2 separate regions of the Mus musculus genome follow, and region 2 is linked to region 1. A link is a loop called in an ENCODE intact Hi-C map of the cell type or tissue named here. Cell type or tissue: heart. All regions are shown on one strand. Links, peaks and the distances in the headings refer to the core of each region. The heading gives the core; the rest is flanking DNA.

What was found. Hi-C counts contacts between places; a loop is a spot of excess contacts. Peaks named below come from ENCODE experiments on the same cell type or tissue, not always from the same donor. Only the 100,000 strongest peaks of a DNase experiment are listed, where the experiment ranks them.
Region 2: a loop joins it to region 1, with 2.4 times the contacts of the local background. A loop is called at or near these places in 2 of 42 quality-filtered maps.

The regions. Positions count from the first base shown.
Region 1 is chrX:77,794,288-77,799,667 of GRCm38, reverse strand. Prkx (protein kinase, X-linked) reads left to right here and starts at 3,729. Exons shown (of 9, transcript NM_016979.2): 1 at 3,729-4,120. The coding sequence starts at 3,964. In heart, for the core only: a CTCF peak has its summit at 2,544; DNase peaks (open chromatin) are centred at 3,637 and 4,167; H3K4me3 peaks cover 2,412 bases; H3K27ac peaks cover 1,845 bases.
Region 2 is chrX:77,652,356-77,657,735 of GRCm38, reverse strand. It overlaps Tbl1x (transducin (beta)-like 1 X-linked), which reads right to left. Exons shown (of 16, transcript NM_020601.2): 12 at 4,898-4,972; 13 at 4,395-4,522; 14 at 2,165-2,330. Among named protein-coding and RNA genes, the nearest start is that of Gm52447, 13 kb to the right of the region's middle. In heart, for the core only: no CTCF peak of the experiment used is centred there; no DNase peak of the experiment used is centred there.

The sequences.
Region 1 (5,380 bases), core at 175-5,174:
CTTAACTGACCACAAGAAAATCCAAATGCTTTGTTGACAAGATGCATCTATGGACACTACAACAAACCCACAAACCCTTCTTAAACATAGTTTTTAAGTCTACAGAAGATTCGTATCTCACCTTTCCGAGGCTATTTGGAGCTAGGCTATACTCACTAGGTAGTGCTTACAGCTCAGTGGCAAAAATGCTTATAGCTACTAGGATAAGGTGTTCAATAGCTCAGTGGATAGGGTGCTTGAAGATTAGTGAGTAATGTGCTTGTAGCTCAGTGTCTTAGTTAGTGTTCTATTGCTGCAGTAAAACACCAAGAAGCAAGTTGTGGAGGAAAGGGCTTATTCGTCTTACACTTTCACACTGCTGCTCATCACCAAAAGAAGTCAGCACTGGAACACACAGGGCAGGAGCCTAGAGGCAGGAACTGATGCAGAGGCCAAAGAAAGATGCTGTGCACTGGATTGCTTCCTCTGGTTTGCTTAGCATGCTTTCTTATAGAACCCAAGGCTACCTGGGCCCTCCCCCTCTTGATCACTAATTGAGAAAATGCCTTACAGCTGGATCTCATGGAGGCATTGCCTCAACTGAAGCTCCTTTCTCTGTGATATCTCTAGCTTGTGTCAAGTTGACACACAAAACCAGCTAGTATGCTCAGTTTGTAGGGTGCATACCTAGCATGCAGGGAGTCATCAGTTCAGTTCTCTTAGCTTTGTGGGTCCAAGGACTGAACTCAGGCCATTAGGCATGATGCAAGTGCCTTTACAGACCCAGCCATCAGACCCGATGTTTTTAATGCTTTCAGATAGCACCCAGGTGGGTGTACTAGCACACATCTGGAATCTTAAGAATCTTCAGCCTCACTTAAGAAGCTGAGGCTGAAGAACTCCTGCATTTGACATCAGCCTCACTGATGTAGCTTGTGTTTCGATTTCTTGCCTGTTGCTGTGACAAACTCCCTGACCAACAGCAAAAGAACATGACTTTTATTTGAAAACAAGAACCCTCTGAAGCTCACTTGCAATGTCACTGCCAAATATAGAAACTGAACAAAGGGTAGAAAGCAGCAGCATTTTCCCGAAAATCACTGATAGGGAAGAGAAACCCATCCACCCATGAGGAGAAAAGGGGCCACTCATGAGTCACTCAGAATCTGGAAGGGACTGAAAGAACCCTCCCTGGGGCCTGACAAGGAAGCCTCATACATTGTGTGCTACCTAAGAGTGCCTGCACCATCTTGTAGCACACCTGCTCTGTGCCATTTTGGATCCCACCCTTAGATTCAACCCAACCTGCACCATCTTAGATCTGATCCACCCTGGGTCATCTTGGATGTCATTCACTCTGGGCCATCCTGGGTCTAATACTCTACCAAACAAGCTCCCAGTGCTCTACCCTCTGAGCTAGAAGAACTCTACTCAATGAGTCACAAATACTCAACTACAAGCACTCTACCTACTGAGCCCCATCCCTAGCCCCATATCCAACCTTTGACTGCCCATGTTTCCTTTCATTTATTTTTCTGTATTTCTACCTGTTAGGAGCAGATTCCTTGCCACCATGAATCCTTTGTGCTGTGTCTGAGGCAGTTTCACTTCAGTTATCAGTGACAGTTGGTTTTTAACAAACCAGCTCTGCCTGTCAGAGTTTGAGGTGCCAATAAATAATGCACAGGGTCATGACCTTTTTTCAGGCCAAAGCACATGCTGCTTTCAGGTGCATGTGCAAGTGCTGTGACCCCCCCCAGCTCCACCCTCTGAGGCCCTGAAGCCATGTGATCAGCAATCATCAAGCCCATGATGTCAGCAGAGCACCCAATTCAAGAGGCCTGAGTCCACAAGATTGTGGGGACTAAGTGATGGCTATGTGGGAACAAAACAAGACTGCAGAGAGCAAAGCATGAAAAAAGAGACCCACTATGTGATGAGGGGGAGGAGAAATCACAGTCACAGTGGAGCAGCCCTAGATACTGAGTCTGCAGCACTCCCTGGGTGCTCTGCCTGACATCACCCTGGGTTTCTGGAGGATGATACCTGTTAGGGCAATGGCAGACCCTAGGGTGAGTGGTAATGTGCACATGCAGAAGAAGGTGGGCAGAGGAGCACACTGGAACAATTCTGGCCATCCTCCTGCCTTAGGCACATGTATATATGCTTCATGTGGGCTTAGAGATTCGAACTCAGATCCTAATTGCTAGAGCACCCATTCTCATAGAGTATCTGTCTCATCAGAAGATCAATGTTTGCAGAGTTGAATAAATGCTTTTTGTTGTTGAGATGTTTACCAAAGACTGCATGGACATGGGTTTGAGGCAATAGAAATTCTTTATTAGCCAGCCAGAGACTACATTTGGGTACTTGGGTTCCAAGTGTACCCTAAGCCTTTCTCAGGGTGAGCTTTTAAAACAGAAACTATGTTCTAGGTTGACATGTTTTAACAAGAACAATTAGCCAGAAGTGGAACTACAGAAACCAAAATGCAAGCTTAGTAGATTTAGAAACTTTCCCAGAACTAAGGGCTTTGATGGACTAGTCTTTTAGTTTTGGTAGGTGGCGCTGTCTTCATTTTGAGTGTTATAACCTGAATGATACTTCCATCATGGAGTCAGCTGTATAAAGTCTGGGGGTCTACTAAGGTCTGGGATCAGGCTACAGTTTTGTCATAGTGTAACCAAACTCAAAATAATAGCAGGCTCTGTGCATTCTGACTAGTGGAGTATCAGGTCCTAGCATGTGTTTATTGAATGAGAAAATGTTCTCAATGTGAAACAATAAAAAAAAATAATAATAAATAAAGCAGCCAGCAGACTTTCTTGTTGCCAAGGTCAGTGTACTTGCCACCTACGGGCATCATCGGGGCAACTGGTTCCGAATGGATGGTCCCCACTTCATTCCTGACTTGGGGCCCTATTGGCCCTGTGTCTTCTAGGACCCAGTGCCTCAAAGCTAGGAGCGGTGCAGTGCAGTGAGCATGCACTGAGCAGCCGGGAGACCACATTCTTTGCATTCCAGGCTCAGGGAAACACCGCCCTCACCTTGCAGGTGGTGGCTGCGGTCTGTGAAGCACCCAGTTCTCAGCACTGCCTACGAGCCCAGGCCTGTTTGAAGCCGCATAACAAGTCCCTGGAAACCCGGTCTACTCAGGAGCCCCAGGGCTCAGGATCAGCAGGTGCTGCAGGGCCACTGAGAGCCCGGGCTTTCGGGAGGGCGGCACTCGGGGACTACAGAACACCAGGAGTTCAATCCCCTGAGATTAAGGAGAAACCGAGAAACCCTGCCCAACCCGGACTCCTTCTGGTGCCTTTACCCACTGCTAAGGCTCTGCTGGTAAATATCCAAGCAGCAGCCGGAAGTTCCTGCACCTCTTCCTTCCCGCTTCCTGCCAAGGGGGAGGAACCAGGCATGCGGTGTGTGTGTGTGTGTGTGTGTGTGTGTGTGTGTGTGTGTGTGTGTGTGTGAGAGAGAGAGAGAGAGAGAGAGAGAGAGACCCATGGTGTGCGTGCGTGTGTGTGTGTCAAGCTGGACCCCGTGGCCCCAGTGCAGCCCCCTCCATTACTTTTACTTTGGTGCAGGTACATCCCATGGGCGTGGGCCCCGCGGGTGAGTAACAATAGGCAGGGTTGGGCCAACGCCGGGCTCCTCCCCGTCGGTTACGCAACAAGGCGGAGCGAGATGAAGGCTCTTCCCCCTCGCGTCATCCAGACACCCCACTCCCCCGCCGTCACAAGCCGGTCGCCGCCCAGCCGGCTTCCGCCGGGAATGAAGAGGGTTGCGGTTGGCTCCGGTCCCGCGGACCCCACGCGCGTCCGTGGAGCCCTCGGGCGACTTCCATGAGCCCCTCCCATCGCTCTGAGACCCGCTGAGTTTGCTTCCATTGTCCTCTCGGCCGCGGGCTCCGGAACACCCGTGCGAGCCCACTGCTGATGCACAGACTGCCATTGCGCCGCTGTCACACCGTGCGTCCCCCGCCCCATGGAGCCGCCCGCTGGTGCCGCGGCGACCGTAAAAGATCCAGACCATGACCCCGTGAAGACCAAGGTCTCGGCGCCCGCCGCGGACCCCAAACCCAGGACATCGTCACAGAAGGCGGGGCACTCGTTACAAGATTGGGACACCATAGCCACCGTGGGTGAGTGAGAACTGAGTAAGAACTTATGTGTGGGGACGCGGCTTGGGAGCGACCCTCAGATTTCTGTCTCCCACACTCTCATTACTGGGCCTCCGGAAACGGGGCAGCCCCACGTCACAGAGCTTTCAGGAGGGTGACTTCACCTTAGGGACTCGGAGGCTCCCTACTGGGGTGCTAGCCACCCTTGGGACACCACGCCCGGCCTCCCTGGCGCTTGCGCACCCGCTCATGCCCAGGATTTCTCGGGATCGCATCCAGCCTCCGCACTGTAGACCCCTGGCGGGACTCGAAGGGACGCGTGACCCCCAAGGGACCCTTCGGGGACGTTTTCCCAGCATCTATTGTGTGCCTGGGTCTCGTTTTTTCTTTAGTGGCTCAAACTTGGTACCCTCGTGACCCCGAAAGTTGCTAGGGAAGCCGGTAGATCCCCAAACGTGCCGGAGTACTGGGGAGGGAGGCTAGGATCTTGCGAATCATGGGCGCCAGCTTCTCAAGTCTGAAGCCCAGGAGTCCCGGGCTTCTCAGCAAACTTGGTCACTAGGACAGTTGTGCCTGGTGTGTTGATGATTAGGAAAGTGTTCCGGGAGGATGGAGGAAGGACAGAGGGAGGGATTGGCGTCCTCCGATCAGCTGTGAGCAGAGATTCTAGAGGCTTCTGTGTTCACCCTGGTGTGGAAGTCAAGTCAGGGTTCAGGACCAGGATGAGGGGCAATAAACACTTTCTCAGCTGAGCAGGTGAGATGTTAAAAAAAAAATGTGTGTGGGTAAAAGGGCTTGCAAGTTTGATCCTGGTTCCCTCTTGGAGGCTGGCTGACACTCGCTGCATCTTGGCTTTTGATTGACTTTTGAGGGAAACTGAGCTGCTTGAATGAATGTCGTTTATTTATGTATCATGTTGTATTCTAGGCTGGCCTTTCCATCACTGTGTAGCCAGGATGACCTTAAACTACACATTCTCCGCCTCCCCCTCTTTCTGAGTGCTGGGAACCGAGCCCCACTCCACCACAGATTGGTTATGGGGTGCTGGGAATGGGGACTGCCCTCTATATGTTTGAGACATTGACCTGAAAGTCACTGCATAGCCTAAGCTGACTGGAGATGCCAGACAATCCTCCTGTCTTAGCTTTCCCAGTGCTGAGACTTCAGGGACTCATTCACAGGCACTTGGCACCTCAACTGGTTCTCCACCCTTTTCTTTCTGTCTGTCTTCCTTGCCCTCTCCCTCCACGCCCCATCTCGGCACCTTAGCTGGTTCTTCTC
Region 2 (5,380 bases), core at 139-5,138, 140 kb after region 1:
CTAAGACATGACTTGGCTAATAGGACTAGAGCCTACATTTTTAGGATTCTAATGTATACTGAAGACCAGTTGAGACATACAGCTTTGTGAACTTTAAAACTACCAGATTCTTGGCCCTTCTTTTGTGACCAGACAACCATTGTTGGAATAGCCAGACCATGGCCTGTAAGTTATTCTTACAAACATCCTTTTGATATAGATGTATTCTATCTGTTGTATTCCTCTAAAGAACCTTGACTAATACAGTCCCTAACCAGTGTCAGCCACCTACTCATCACTTCTTACCCATAGCAATAAAGTGTCCTTGTCATACATATATTTACTTGTTATAAAATATATATTTACCATTATCCAGCTATAGAAAGCATTAGCAAAGCAAAATGCATTTAGATAAATATTAGTTTGTATTTACATAGAAAAACAAAGTGTAGTATACATTGTGACTATGAAGAACATCAGGCCAACAGTATTATATATGTTTATAACAAAAGGATTAAAACAGGCTCTTTAGATGTCTCAAAATAACTCACTGCTCCCTTCAATATGAATCTAATAACTTTCAACTGTTTCAGCATCCTCTCAAAACACACACACACACACACACACACACACACACACACACACACACACACTCACTGTATAATAATTCAAGTTTCAGTGAAACAGGCTTGCAATCCCAGCTACTCCAAAAGCTGGGAAAGGATTCCAAGTTTGAAGCCAACGTGGGCTATACAAAGTGAATTCTAGGACCCTGGATTCAATTGCCAGTATTAAAAAAAAAAAAAAAGAAAGAAAGAGGTTAGGGGGAGGAAAAAAGAAACCCAAAAAAGTCTAACCAGTATTCCTTAATAGTCACACTGTATTGTACTGGGTGTTGTGAATCACCTAGTAAAAATATGCTATGCCATCTTATAGAAGTGAATTGGGCTCCATAGAGGCACCTGTGTTTTCATCCTCTTGGCACCATCAAGGTGAATTACCACTAGCAAAATCTATTCTCTCTATATGAGTAAGTCATCCTATGTATGTTTCTACTTTTTGTTCTGTTTTACTTCTTGGTAACACAGGCCAGGCTGGCTTCAATTCCTCCTGATCCAGTCCTAGGATGACAGGCTTCTATACCTAGGCACACCCCAGAGATATGTTGCCAAATTTGAGGGTATGTCCCTGAAAAGCCTGGGATCCTAGAGCATGACTTATGTATTGCCTCTCTTGACACAAGGGAGCATGAACTTAAGAATTCAAATCCTTCTAAATGTTGACCAACCAAAAAAGAAATGAGAAAGGTGAATTACATGAATGTGAAGCACTGGATCTTTCCTGAGGCCAAATTGATTCCTTACCTATTTTCAGTAACATAGCCAAACTATTTTTTTTAAACTGGAATGATAACCAAGGGCTGAAATGTAGCTCAGGGCAGACCACCTGCAAGGCACTAGGTTCTATCCCCAGCACCAAAAAGAAAATAAAGAACTTCCCCCACCCTCAGTCTACCACACTAGTTCTCATCCATTTCTACTCTTGATATTCAGAATTTGCTTATTCATGTAAGGCCAGAGATTCCCGCAGTGGACATACTGACTCTAACCCCTCCCCTTTTCAATCCCTGCTGAAATGACAATCCAGTACTCACAGATCCTGTATTAAACAAATGAGATATTTGCAAATGTGGAAACTCCAAGCCTTGTATTCCTTTGTGCTCCAAGTTGCTCCACAGTGGACGGGGTGTGTGTGTGTGTGTGAAGTTGGTTGTCCCACAGTGTCCCCCTGGAAAAGTTTTATGAAAACCCACAGGACCTTTCCACAAAGGGCAGCATTTCTAAAGTGACAGACAGTACTAGGTAATGTTTTTCCTTCAGTGTGACATAGGTGGTCCCTGCCAGGATAAGACAACTGAAGATAGTGGTTTCTCTAAGGGAGAATGCTCCGAAGACGACAAGCTGAAGTTCTGGCTTAAGGTCAGATGGAAAGAGTCTAGAGGATACACTCCAGGATTGTAAGTGGGGAAGACCCTATATCATTGGGGTCCACAGAGCAGACCACACAGAACCTGCAATCTCCACAGGGAGGCTATCTGAGATAACTCATTCCCCAGCCCTCCTGACAGTCCAGGACCTGAGAGCGTGGCTTTCAGGAAGGATTCAGCCAGAAGTCAAGACATTACCTGAGTATTCCAGATATGGACACACTTGTCAAAAGATCCACTGGCCAAATACTTCCCGTCGGGGCTGAACGCTACACTATAGACAGGCTCCTGATGCTTGGTCAGAGTGTGGATGCAAACACCTCGCTCCACATCCCACAGTCGAACCGTAGAGTCAAATGAAGCACTAGAAAGATGACAGAAAAAACAACCACTGAAATAAGTTGGTTTTTCAAAATCTCTATGATGTATCTCATGTGAACTGTCTTTCCATTGTATTTGAAACATACTTGAACTTGTTTTAAGAGAATATCCTATTAAGCCTTTCTCTCCAGAAAAAAGTAAAGCTGCCCCCAGGCAAAACCCAGGACCTTGCACAAGCCAAGTCAGATTTTCCCACTTTACCACTGTGCTCACACTTCTTTCTCCAGTTCCATATTTCTTATCACAAAATGCTTTGTAGACCATTCAACCAACTTTTCTAAAACACCATCATTGTTTTATACTTCCACTTGAATAACTAAGTCCACCCAGCCATGACTGGAAAAAATAAAGACAAATTGAGTGAGATGCATTTATACATGAGAAATTCTAAACCTACATGTGCATGAACATGTGCATATGCAATTACATTGGCAAGGACTACAAAGTTTAATTATTTTTAGAATTAAAAAAAAAACAGCACATATCAAAGGGCTGTCATCACCTGGCTTTTTGTTTATCCACAGGGTATCACAAGGCTCAGTGTGTCCTTTTTTTCTTGTGAGCTAGAGGATAATGCCTATCTGTTCCTGGTATGTACCGTGTGATTCCAGGACAACTATGTGTAACTAGGTGTTTGGATAATAATTAAAAAAGGAGAGTTAAGACCTTGGGGTTCTTCTAGTTTAGCCACTCAGTGTTTAGATTACTTTTGTGTGTGACTTAGGCTCCTTTTCATTTCAGTTTCTGGTGGTGATGTGTATGCCAGGCAAGTGATGTATACCCAAGAACTACTTATAATCTGTTCTTGAAGGCAGCCTTGGATTGAACACTTTCTACGAAGCTGTTTTTAATTTCCAGAAAAGGCTGCTCACTCTACTACTAGGTGCTTCCTTCCTTAGAAGAGAACTACCTACCTGTTACTTTCTCCAAAATCCTCTAAAACAACATAGACCAAGCTCTCCACTGCTTCTTGGAAAACAAATATTCCTTTGGGGTCTGGTTTCATCCAGATTAAACAACCACAGTGCATGAATATAAACTCCAAGTGGCCATATCATGGTTTTCCGATCATTCTGGCTTAGTGCATCTGTCTAATGTTTTCATTAAACTACCAAGAGTGGGGGTAGAGGGTACTCGATGACAGAGTACATACTTGCCCAGCATGCACAAGGCCATAGGCTCTATCCGTACACAAAAAACCCAGAGTTACTTGTTTTGGATGAGCTATCTCTGGCACTTTGGTTCTGGGACTTGGTTGACTGGCATTTTAAGTCAATATTAAGAGATTCAGGTTATCTTTGGCTGAGGCAGGGAATCTTTTATCTCTAGTCAAAATCTTAGTAAGGCAACCCTGAATGGAGCCTTAAGAACAAACTCTGAGCTCCAAGCTAAACTGTCTTCCTTTCTTTGTGCTAAAAACTTTCACTAGATTAAGCCATCCCCCCACCCTGCTGCTTAGGTTCATGGTTTTATCAAACTGCAAATAGGAAACCATTGAGAGCGAAGGGAAAAAATGCATGTTAGGCAGGCCTATAATCCTAGCACTTTGGTGGAAGTGGAAGGTATAGCTCTAATCTAGCCTGATTTACATGACAAGTTCCCGGTCAGTCAGGGCTACATAATCAGACTGTCTCAAAATGAAAAGAACCAAACCAACCCCTACCCTCCACCCCCACACAACTGTACTGAACATATACAGATCCTTTGCTTCACATTGTTACCTAAACTATCTGTACAGCATTCTTATTCTATGGATATTATAAGTCATTTAGACATGATTTAACGTACAAGCAGGTATTCAGAGGTTGTAGGCAAACAAAATTAAACAACTATGAACTTTGGTGTCCAAAGGGGTTCCTGGAACCATCTCCATGGATATGGAGGGAGGAGATACACTTCCTCTTGCCTCCATTCAAAGGGAACCACCATTTTTCTTTCAGTTTGGAAGAACTTCAACACTGCTGTCTCTAGATTTGAGTTAATCACTAGGCAGAGAACAAAGCTGTGCTCAGGAAGGATTCAGAGCTGGGAGGTTACCCTGCTTTACCTTGCTAACATGATGTTGGAGTTCGGGTTGCTGGTGGCTGGTCCTGTGGGACTCCACTTGATGGTATATATCTCTTTGCTGTGAGCCTGGAGGTCATGGACACATGCATCCTGCTTCATACTCCAGATCTGGAAGAGGCATTGGTAACAGTGTGAACTAATATTATGGCCTAACTGAGAATGGCTCAGCACCTTTCATTCTGTTGCACCTAAGGGAGCACTCCTTAGGTGGTAGATATGGGAGAGGCTCACAAAGCCAGCAAGGAGTCCACTAGGTGACTGTGAGGAAGGATGCTGGTGGACAGGCCGTAAGGTCTCTCAGTGGGAACCTCGGCCTCAATATGTCAAAAGCTCATGGAAGAACCAAAGTTTAGAGACCAGGAAAGTCATGGAGAAAAGACAGTCCAAAGTAATGTTCCAGATGATAATGGTTGGATGGGTTGTGTGTCTGTATAGGGCCTTGTCTAGGATTAGGCAATTCATTCCTTTAGATACCAACACTACCTTTAATGTCATGTCATCAGAGCAGGAGGCTAGTAACATTCCAGAAGGATCCCATTTGATAGCATTGACCTCATTCTGCAAGAGAGCACAGTTTCAGAAAGAAATCATAGCTTTCATTTGGGAAAGGCTGGCTCTACCAAGGAGCAGTGACATGCTGCCAGTGCTGCAGTGCAGAGGCCCTTCTGAGAGTTCATAGGATATCAAAGACCACAGCACAAGAACCCACACATGAGTATGCTCTCCTCACTTTGCTTTTCATTCATGAAAAACACTGCCATATATTACAAAGGAACAGCCACACTCTCATCCATACTTCTTTAGGGAAAAAATTACTTACTAAGGAAGCCAAATGAAGAATTTGCATACAATCAACAGAGCTAATCAAATCAGTTACTATCCATTGCTGCTTAAGACATGGTCTCACTATGTAGCCCAGGAAAGCCAGGAGCTCTTTATGTATCCCAGGATGGCCTGAAACTATTC